2 separate regions of the Homo sapiens genome follow, and region 1 is linked to region 2. A link is a contact called in ENCODE Hi-C or POLR2A ChIA-PET data. All regions are on one chromosome and are shown on one strand. The core of a region is the stretch at or near the end of the contact, and the rest is flanking DNA. Distances in the headings are between cores, read along the strand shown. Region 1 overlaps FPASL (fibroblast proliferation associated lncRNA). Region 2 overlaps STYXL1 (serine/threonine/tyrosine interacting like 1).

The links. Hi-C counts contacts between places; a loop is a spot of excess contacts on that map. ChIA-PET counts read pairs that join two places held with the same protein, here RNA polymerase II (POLR2A). Pooled maps may share reads with other maps.
Region 1: POLR2A ChIA-PET joins it to region 2 with 13 read pairs in activated naive CD4-positive, alpha-beta T cell. The contact joins two enhancer-like sites. A Hi-C loop is called at or near these places in 1 of 168 maps with a recorded cell type or tissue (ascending aorta), 2 of 37 single-sample maps with no recorded cell type and 9 of 50 pooled maps. POLR2A ChIA-PET finds 5 or more read pairs at or near these places in 4 of 52 experiments (H1, WTC11, activated CD4-positive, alpha-beta T cell and 1 more).

The regions. Positions count from the first base shown.
Region 1 is chr7:76,319,304-76,324,915 of GRCh38, forward strand. FPASL (fibroblast proliferation associated lncRNA) reads left to right here. Exons shown (of 2, transcript NR_186616.1): 1 at 1-1,144; 2 at 2,416-2,983. Among named protein-coding and RNA genes, the nearest start is that of FPASL, 3.9 kb to the left of the region's middle. Within about 2 kb of position 3,713, at least 10 of the 41 ENCODE cell types and tissues checked have a DNase peak (open chromatin) inside an H3K27ac peak, as active enhancers do.
Region 2 is chr7:76,005,767-76,010,708 of GRCh38, forward strand. All of the region lies in intron 5 of STYXL1 (serine/threonine/tyrosine interacting like 1), which reads right to left. Among named protein-coding and RNA genes, the nearest start is that of TMEM120A, 14 kb to the left of the region's middle. RefSeq lists an enhancer at 2,720-2,899. Within about 2 kb of position 3,350, at least 4 of the 41 ENCODE cell types and tissues checked have a DNase peak (open chromatin) inside an H3K27ac peak, as active enhancers do.

The DNA.
Region 1 (5,612 bases), core at 2,463-4,962, 310 kb after region 2:
CATGGTGGCTCACACCTGTAATCCCAACACTTTGGGAGACCGAGGCAGGAGGATCGCTTAAGCCCAGGCGTTCAAGACCAGCCTGGGCAACATAGTATAGTAAAACCCAGTCTCTACAAAAAGAATTTAAAAATTAGCCAGGCCAGATAGCCCAGCTACTTGGGACGCTGAAACAGGATTGCTTTGAGTCCAGCAGGTGGAGGCTGCAGTGAGCTATGACTGCACCACTGCACTCCAGCCTGGTCAACAGAGCGAGATCCTGTCTCAAAACAAAACAAAAAAACTGACAACCAATGAAACCTCATCTCTAAAATCTGGCTTCAGGTTAAGTGAGTAAAAAGAGGCTTTCTTGTGGCCAGGCACGGTGGCTTATGCCTGGTAATCCCAGCACTTTGGGAGGCCAAGGCGGGCGGATCACGAGGTCAGGAGTTCAAGACCAGCCTGGCCAACATAGTGAAACCCTGTTTCTACTAAAAATACAAAAAAATTAGCCAGGCATGGTGGTGGATGCCTGTAATCCCAGCTACTCGGGAGGCTGAGGCAGGAGAATCAACGTGAACCCAGGAGGCGGAGGTTGCAGTGAGCTGGTATCACGCCATTGCACTCCAACCCCGGGCAATAGTGCGAGACTCCGTCTCAAAAAAAAAAAAGGCTTTCATTTATCTTCTCAGCTCCTACAAGCCAATGAGTGGTAGGGTAATTTGCCGACCACAGTGGGAAGAACTAATTTAACACCAAGATTGTGATTCCCCTAGTGTAGATCCAGTATGAAAGAAGTGTCTCAGGCATGCTTCTGGTTCCTGAGTTAACTCTAGTGAATAAGGTGGGCTGTGCTGTCTCCCCACCTCCCCCAGGCATAGGGGCAGAACAGCTGCAGACCACCAGGACCCAGTGGGCCAAGTGAGGATGTGAGTCAAAGCCAGTGCTTATTAAACCACCTAATACTGTACTTTTCCCATCCAGGGGAGGCAGGAGAGGATTGAGGAGGCAAATCCCCGAGCCCAGAAGACTCCAGTCAGAAAACAAGATGGTCCCCATGGGTAGTGGCCAATCCCTCTGGCCTTTCAGAGCAGTGGCTTTGGCCTTGTCCGCTTAGGTAACAGGCTCTGCTGCTGGTAGTTGCTTAAGAGCACAGAGTAGCCGGGCGTGGTGGCTCACGCCTGTAATCCCAGCACTTTGGGAGGCCGAGGTGGGTGGATCACAAGGTCAGGAGATCGAGACCATCCTGGCTAACATGGTGCAATCCCGTCTCTACTAAAAATACAAAAAATTAGCCGAGCGTGGTGGTGGGTGCCTGTAGTCCCAGCTACTTGGGAGGCTGAGGCAGGAGAATGGTGTGAACCCAGGAGGCGGAGCTTGCCGAGAGCCAAGATCGCACCACTGCACTCCAGCCTGGGTGACACAGCGAGACTCCATCTCAAAAAAAAAACAAAAAAAAAAAAACACAGAGTGAACCAGTGAGAAGGTTAAATGGAGGAGAAAGCAAAGTTCTTAAGACAAAAAAAGTACCCCAACAAGGGCAGGAAACAAGCTAAATGACATAGGCACAGACAACTGGACAAACCCAGAACGTGGGGCCTTGAGACTGTCAAGTAGCCTGGTCTCAAGCCATTATCAGGCCCAGGCGTGGTGGCTCATGCCCATTAATTCTAACACTTTGGGAGGCCAAGGTGAGAGGATCACTTGAGGCCAGAAATTCAGGAACAGCCTAGACAACATACCCATCTTTACAAAAAATAAAAATAGATTTATTGGAAGGCCATGTTGAAAAAAAAAAAAGAAAAAAATTAGCCGGAAGTGGTAGTGCAGCCCTGTGGTCCCAGCTACTCGGGAGACTGAGTTGGGAGGACTGTTTGAGTCCATGAGTTGGAGGCTGCAGTGAGCTCTGATTGTCCAAAGCACTCCAACCAGGGCAACTGAGACCCTGTCTCTTAAAAAAAAAAAAAAATAGGCAAAGAAATCTAATATTGAAATGCAATTAATGAATTTTAATTGGAGTCTAGGTGGTGCGGGAGGGGGATTGGAAAAAGCTATCAAATGCATTCTGAGGACAATTTGGAGAAATTTGCATATGGGCTGATATTAGGGAATTATTAATTGGGTGATAACAGTATGGCGGTTATATTAGAGAATGTCCTTTTTTTTTTTTTTTTTTGAGACAGGGTCTCACGGTTGCCCAGGTTGGAGTGCAGTGGCGTGATGTCAGCTCACTGCAACCTCTGCCTCCTGGGTTTAAGCAATTCTTGTGTCTCAGCTTCCCAAGTAGCTGGGACTACAGGCACGAGCCACCACACCCAGTTAATTTTTTTGTATTTTTAGCAGAGACAGGGTTTCGCCATGTTGGCCAGGCTGGTCTCGAACTGCTGACCTCAGGTGATCCGCCCGCCTCGGCCTCCCAAAGTGGTGGGATTACAGGCGTGAGCCACTGCGCCTGGCCGAGAATGTCCTTTTTGTAAGGAGAAATATGAACATTGGGAGTAAAATGCCAACAGTGACTTTCAAGGTTCCACAACCCATAGAGGAATTTATCTGCCATATCAAGGAGTGGGTCTGTAGCCAATCACTGTAACGTTCTTTTCAATTTTTGTGTTTGGGATTCAAGTGCCCCAATACCACCTAACTACCCTTTAAATGGAATTAAATATTCTAATTCAAGATATCTGTTTTGGGACCACCAAATTTCAACTATCTATATTTAAAATCACAAGGCCAGAGTCACATCAGTGCTCAAAGGCAGCAAAAATCCTATTTCAAGCTCAACCAAATTAGAAGAATGGATGGCAGTAGTTACCTCTAAGAATGGCAATTAATGGGTGATCAGGTAATGGGCATGCTGGGAAGAGTTTCTGATAAACCAGGGGTCTGCAAACTACTGGCCAGAGGGTAAATATGTCAAGCATTGTGGGCTGTATACGGCCGCCTCACACTTTTGTAACGTGTGTGCACTGCCAATTCAAAAAATAAAAACCAGCTGGGCACAGTGGCTCATGTCTGTAATCCCAGCACTTTGGGAGGCTGAGATGGGAGGATTGCCTGAGGCCAGGAGTTCAAGACCAGCCTGGGCAGTATAGCAAGACCTCAATTCTACAAACAATCCAAAAATTAGCCAGGTGTGTGTGGTGGTGGTACGCACCTATGGTCCCGGCGACTCAGAAGGCTGAGATAGGAGGATCATTTGAGCCCAGGAGGTAGAAGCTGCAGTGAGTTGTGATCATGCCACTGCATTCCAGCCTGTGCAAGAGTGAGATTCTGTCTTTCCAAAAAAAAAAAAAAAAGGCCCCAAGTCATAGTGTTCCTCAAATTCCTACGGCCTTTCCTCTCCAATACTCTGGATAACAGGATAACAGAGTGCCACGTGAGTCCCTTACATAACCTGAGATGTCTTGACTCATTGTCTTGCCAGTGTGATCCAGCTACTCTCACCCTAACTCCTCACTGACCACAGCGCTGTGTGGTTAATGAGAGGTACAGCTTGTGGCCATTCAGATTCAACCACGTTTATCCACATCAGAGTTGGAAAATTCAAACCAGTGGGCTAATTAGCAAGCTGGTATGCCACATGTTAATGTTCTGATTAGGCTGGTGACCACTGATTGTCAACTCCTAGAACAGGGTTACCCAGCTAGTGCTCAGAAGGTTGTTTCTCTGAGTAGGCTTTGGGAACTGTGCACCCAGGAGGGAGGTGCCATTCTTAGCCACTCAAATCACCCAGTGAATCAACATGCAGTTTCAGCTGACCAGAGCAGAGGCCAACGCATGTGGTCATCACACATAAATAGAGTGGAGGAAAACTGCTTTCATGCTTTGCTGTACTAGAAGGTCCCACTGAATTACATTTATGGCCTCTCCACTCTACCCCTGACCTGAAGTTCTTGGAATGGAGACCTCTGATGTTTCACACTGTTATTTTTAATCACCTTTCGGACAAAGTATCAGTTTTTGTTTGTTTTTGAGATGGAGTCTTGCTCTGTTGCCCAGGCTGGAGTGCAGTGGCAGGATCTTGGTTCACTACAATCTATCTTCTGGTTCAAGCGATTCTCCTGCCTCAGCCTCCCAAGTAGCTGGGATAAAAGGCGCGTGCTATCATGCCCGGCTAATTTTTGCATTTTTAGTAGAGACAGGGTTTCACCATGTTAGCCAGGCTGATCTTGAACTACTGGCCTCAGGTGATCCGCCTGCCTCGGTGTCCCAAAATGCTGGGATTACAGGTATGAACCACCACACCTGGCCTAGTATCGGTTATTTTTAAAATTCTAGAATGCACTAAAAAAGAGGCAAAAAAGACCTTTACCACTGGTGCCTGATCTACAGACTGATTTAATTCATGTAGTATGAGGTCTTTTTTGTTTATTGTATTTGAGACAAGGTCTTGCTCTGTCTCCCAGGCTGGAATTCAGTGGCGTGATCATAGCTCACTACAGCCTCAACCTCTTGGGCTCAAGCAATCCTTCCACCTCAGCCTCCTGAGTAGCTGAAACTACAGGTGCACACCACCATGCCCACTTAATTTTTGTAGAGACAGAGGTCTCACTATGTACTATGTTGCCTAGGCTGGTCTTGAACTCCTGGGCTCAAGCAATCCACCCAGCTCAGCCTCCCAAAGTTGACAGGCGTGAGCCACCGCACCCACCTAATGAGAACTTTCTTAACCTTATTCTGCTTCTGCCATTCAACTTCAATTCTTTAGGTTCACCCCTTTCCAACTACTTATTTGTGTGATACTGTATTTTTTTCAAATACTTCAAGTGAAACAACATATCACAATAGGCCAGGTGCAGTGGCTCATATCTGTACTCCTAGTGCTCTGGGAGGCTGAGGCAGATCACTTGAGGCCAGGAGTTTGAGATCAGCCTGGACAACATAGTAAGACCCTGTCTCTAAAAAATAAAATGGCCCAGCTGGACGCAGTGGCTCACGCCTGTAATCCCAGCACTTTGGGAGGCCGAGGCAGGTGGATTGCCTGAGTTCTGGAGTTCAAGACCAGCCTGGGCAACACGGAGAAACCCCGTCTCTACTAAAATACAAAAAAATTAGCCAGGCATGGTGGCATGCACCTGTAATCCCAGCTATTCAGGAGGCTGAGACAGGAGAATCACTTGCACCTGGGAGGTGGAGGTTGCAGTGAGCCGAGATCAAGCCACTGCACTCCAGCCTGGGCAACAGAGCGAGACTCCATCTCAAAAATAATTAAGTAAAATGGCCCGGTATGGTAGCACTCCCAGCTACCTGGGAGGCTGAGGCGGGAACACGTGAGCCCAGGAGTTTGAGGCTGCAGTGAGCTATGATCGCACTGCTGCACTCTAGCCTGTGAGACAGAGCGAGACCCTGTCTTAAGAAAACACATATCACAACAGACTGGACGCCTAAGCAGAGAGTACGTGTGACTTAGCTCCCAAGAGATCTGCAAAACAGTAAAACAAAGCTACTCTTGCACCTGTAACGGGACATTACGCCAAAGGAACAAGGGTGAAATAGCGGCAACTTTCAGGGGATCTACCTTCCTTCTTCAGTGACCCTGTTAGAGCAAGCTTGACTGTTCTGATCTTGTTCATATCTGTGCCAAAAGTGTTTTTTTTTTTTTTTTGCCCTCAGTAACTGCAATACTAAAAGTG
Region 2 (4,942 bases), core at 2,100-4,599:
AGCTCTCTTAAGACCACCAGAATTTAAGCATCGAGAGAGAGAGAGAAGGAGGAGGAGGAGGAAGAGAGAGGAGGAGGAAGAGAGAGGAGGAGAGAGGAGGAAGAGAGAGGAGGAGAGAGGAGGAGGAGGAGGAGAGAGGAGGAGGAGGAGGAGGAGGGAGGAGGTGGAGGAGGAGAGAGGAGGTTTCATCATGTTGGCCAGGCTGGTCTTGAACTCCTGACCTCAAGTAATCCACCTGCCTCGGCTGCCCAAAGTGCTAGGATTACAGGCGTGAGCCACTGTGCTCAACCCATCTTTTTCTTTTCTTTTCTTTTTTTAAAGATACAGGGTCTCTCACTCTGTCACCCAGGCTGGAGTGCAAGTGGCTCAATCATAGCTCGCTGCAGTCTTATCTTCCTGGGCTCAAATGCTTCTCCTACCTCAGCCTCCCAGGTAGCTGGGACTACAGGTGCGCATGACCATACTCAGCTAATTTTGATACTTTTATCTTTTGTAGAGATGGGGTCTCACTATGTTGCCCAAGCTGTCCTCGAACTCCTGGCCTGTAGTGATCCTCCTGCCTCAGCCTCCCAAAGTGTTGGGATACACATGTGAGCCACCCTGCATGCCCAGAAATGAAGCCAGTGTATGTGCAGAGGGGTAGAGAGAACAAGACACCTACTTAAATGGGAGCTTCCTGAGTTCCAGGTCCAAAGTTATCATTAAAACTTTCGTTTGCCGGGCGCAGTGGCTCAAGCCTGTAATCCCAGCACTTTGGGAGGCTGAGGTGGGCGGATCACGAGGTCAGGAGATCGAGACCATCCTGGCTAACACGGTGAAACCTCGTCTCTTCTAAAAAATACAAAAAATTAGCCGGGCATGGTGGCGGGCACCTGTAATCCCAGCTACTTGGGAGGCTGAGGCAGGAGAATGGCATGAACCTGGGAGGCGGAGCTTGCAGTGAGCTGAGATTGTGCCACTGCACTCCAGCCTGGGCGACAGAATGAGACTCCGTCTCAAAAAAAAAAAAAAAAAAACAAAACAACAACAACAACAACAAAAAACTTTCGTTTATTTGAAACACAGACAAGGATTATCTCTACATTTCCCAAAGTGTGTTCTAAGAAACACTAGTCCCCCATAAGGCACTATGAGAAAAGGGTTCAGGGGTTCAGATAACCAAATGCAATCTGTGTGTTCCACATCCATATATTCAAGCAACCTTGGATGAAAAATATCCAGAAAAATAATTCATGGTTGCATCTGTACAGAACATGTACAGACTTTTTTTCTTGTCATTATTCCCTAAACGATACAGTATAACAATTATTTACATAGCATGTACATTGTATTAGGTATTATAAATAATCTAGAGATGATTTAAAGTATACACAAGAGGGGCCAGGTGAGGTGGCTCACATCTGTAACCCCATCACTTTGGGAGGCCGAGGCAGGCGCATCACCTGAGGTGAGGAGCTTGAGACCAACCTGGCCAACGAGTGAAACCCCATCTCCACGAAAAACACAAAAATTAGCCAGGCATGATGGTGCATGCCTGTAGTCCCAGCTACTCGGGAGGCTGAGGCAGGAGAATCACTTGATCCTGGGACGTGGAGGTTGCAGTGAGATGAGATCATGCCACTGCACCCCAGCCTGGCAACAGAGTGAGACTCTGTCTCAAATAAATAAAGTATACGAGACGATACGCTTAGGTTAGACGCAAATACTACACCATCTTGTATCAGGGAGTTGAAGATCCAAGGATTTGGTATCTATTGGGGGCCCTGGAACCAACCTCCATGGATACTGGACAACTGTACAAACGGACAGCTGTATCTATGATTCCTCTCTCGGAAACAACACGTACATTAGCAATCAAAGGTTCAAAGAAGTTGGGCACAGTGGCTGCTCATGCCTGTGATATCAGCACTTTGGGAGGCCAAGGTGGGAGGATCGCTTGAACCCAGGAGTTCAAGACCAGCCTGGGTAACACAGCAAGACCCTTGTCTCTACAAAAAATAAAAAATTCGCCAGGCATGGTGGCACATGGCTGTACTCCCGGCTACTCAGGAGGCTGAAGTGGGAGGATCCCACAGGAGTTTGAGGTTACAGAGAGTTATGACCGCATCACTGCACTCCAGCCTGTCTCTCAAAAAAAAAAAAAAAAAAATAGCCGGGCACAGTGCCTCATGCTTATAATCCCAGCACTTTGGGAGGCTGAGGTGGGTGGATCACTTGAGGTCAGGAGTTTGAGACCAGCCTGACCAACATGGTGAAACCCTGTCTCTACTAAAAATACAAAAATTAGCCAGGTGTGACAGTGCACGCCTGTAATCCCAGCTACTCGGGAGGCTGGGGCAGGAGAATCACTTGAACCCAGGAGGTGGAGCCTGCAGTGAGCCAAGATTGTGCCATTGCACTCCAGCCCGGGCAACAAGAGCAAAACTCCATCTCAAAAAAAAAAAAAAAAAAAAAAAAAAAAAAATCTCAAAGAAGCTCTGCAGTAGAGAAATCCACTCCAACTGGATAACTTGATGTTTCCATGAGGCTCTGATTAGAGACCACTTTCTCCATTATTACACCACAGAAAATGCTGACCTTTGCCAAAGATCAAAATCAGTTCCAAAAGTCCCCTGGCTCTAAGTCTGACTCAGAAATAACATTTTAAGGACCTCAGGCGTGTGGGTCCTTCAGAGCCACCTGAACTCAGCACATCTCACTCCCTTCCCCACGGCAGTGAACCCTCTGCAAGCCCACATCCTTCCCAAGCTACCAGCTTCGAAAGCCATTAGTAAAGAACAGACACCAAGCTGAGCCAGTTCTCCAGCCTGTGACACGGAGATGCATGACCCCCCACTGCCTGCGGGCAGGCCCAATTTACTCCAGCATGTGGGCTGCCCCTAACCCGGATGGACGCTCAGCTTGCTGGTGCCAAATGAAATCCCCCTTTCAATTTCCACTTAAAAATCTCGCTAAAAGGCCAGGCATGGTGGCTGATGCTTGTAATCCCAGCACTTTGGGAAGCTGAGGCAGGTGGATCACCTGAGGTCAGGAGTTCAAGACCAGCCTGGCCAACATAGTGAAACCCCATCTCTACTAAAAATATAAAAATTAGGCGTGGTGGCACACGCCTGTAATCTCAGCTACTCTGGAGGCTGAGGCAGGAGAATCACTTGAACCCAGGAGGTGGAGGTTGCAGTAAGCCCAGATTGTACCACTGTACTCCAGCCTGGGCAACAGAGATGCTATCTCAAAAAAAAACCAAAACAAAACAAAACAAAAAAAACCCCACAAAAATCCCATAGCAAATCTATCAACCCCTCTTCCTGCTGTTTTTAAACCAGCTTCCTTTTCTGCGGTTGTGTGGGTTTGGCTGGGAAGAGGGTGTGATGTGGATAAAAACACACTGTACTGTAGAATGTGTGTAAATGCTCAGTGACACAATGCAAACGAAACCAGTATCTCAAATGAATATGCCCGAACTGGGCACACTGCCTTCCCCCAAAACCACCTCCTTCTTCCCCCACCCCGCCCCCTCCCGAGTGTTCCCCAGAATGAACCACATCACAGCCCCCGTCACCCACGCCTAAAACCAGGGCATCATCCCAGCCCCCTCTCTCTCCTATGCCCTCATGTCTGATCGGTGCTACCTCCTAAATCTTTCTTTCTTCTTTTTTCTTTTTTGAGATGGAGTCTCACTCTGTCACCCAGGCTGGAGTGCAGTGGTGTGACTCAGCTCACTGCAACCTCCGCCTCCCGGGTTCAATTGATTTTCCTGCCTCAGCCTCCTGAGTAACTGGGATTACAGGCATGTGCCACCACACCCAGCTAATTTTTGTATTTTTAGTAGAGATGGGGTTTCACCATGTTGGCCAGAATGGTCTTGATCTCTTGACCTCGTGATCCGCCCGCCTTGGCCTCCCAAAATGCTGGGATTACAGGCGTGAGCCTCCAAGCCCAGCCTTTTAAAAAAATTTTTGTGTAAACAAGGTCTTACTATGTTGCCCAGGCTAGTCTCAAACTCCTGGACTCAAGTGATCCTTCCACCTCCTCTTTGACCTCCCAAAGTGCTAGGATTCCAAGCTTAAGCCACCACAGCTGGCCAGTCACCTACATTCTAAAGACAGCTGCAAACAAGTAACCCAATCCAACCCTCACAGCTACCCTAGCCACAACCCTGCGCCTTCTTCCCAATGTGACTAGACTAGGAGCAAAGGCAAGTTTCAGGAATATGCAACTGTCAAAACGGACCATACCGGGCCTTTTAAATATGTGCAGTTCATCATGTCAATTACACCTTACTAAAGCTTCAGAAATGAGGAGGTGGCAGTGATGAGTTATCAGCAGCGTAGGGTTTGCAGAGAAGAAATTAATCTCTCTGCACCCTGCAAAGCCAGGGTGCTCCTCCAAGAGCAAGGAGGAGCAAGGAGGAGTTCCAATCAAGATAAGACTTGATTCAGATTTGAGGCTGGAACATTAAACTGCCCTGGCTTATACTAGACTGATTGTCTTTACTTCCTTTATTTAACTGACTGTACACCTGTTGAGCTGAAATTCACAGTGCTGTTATCTCAGTGGAAGAAAGGGATGTCTTTGGGAGCCAGGCATGCATACCCTGGATCTGGGAACATGTCTGACCTCAGGCATGAGTCCCTGCCTTCTACGATTCCGGTGAAGGAATGTGGGCATGCGGGGCAGGGGACGGGTCATGGGCTTCCAAGTTAAGGGGAGGAAGTTGGAGGAGATGCCTGGCAGGGGTTGAAGGGAGTCACCACTGGCTGCGTTCTCTGGGAGATCCTCAGCCCCAGAAGGAGCCAGGGTGAGGCTGAGCTGGGTCCCGAGAAACCCAGCAGCAGAGGCTACCAGCAGCTCACACAGCCAGACGGGGCCAGAGAGCAGGCACTTTCCCACCACTAACACGCAGCCAGGCACACAGACAGGTCCACTCTGGGCCCTACTGCCA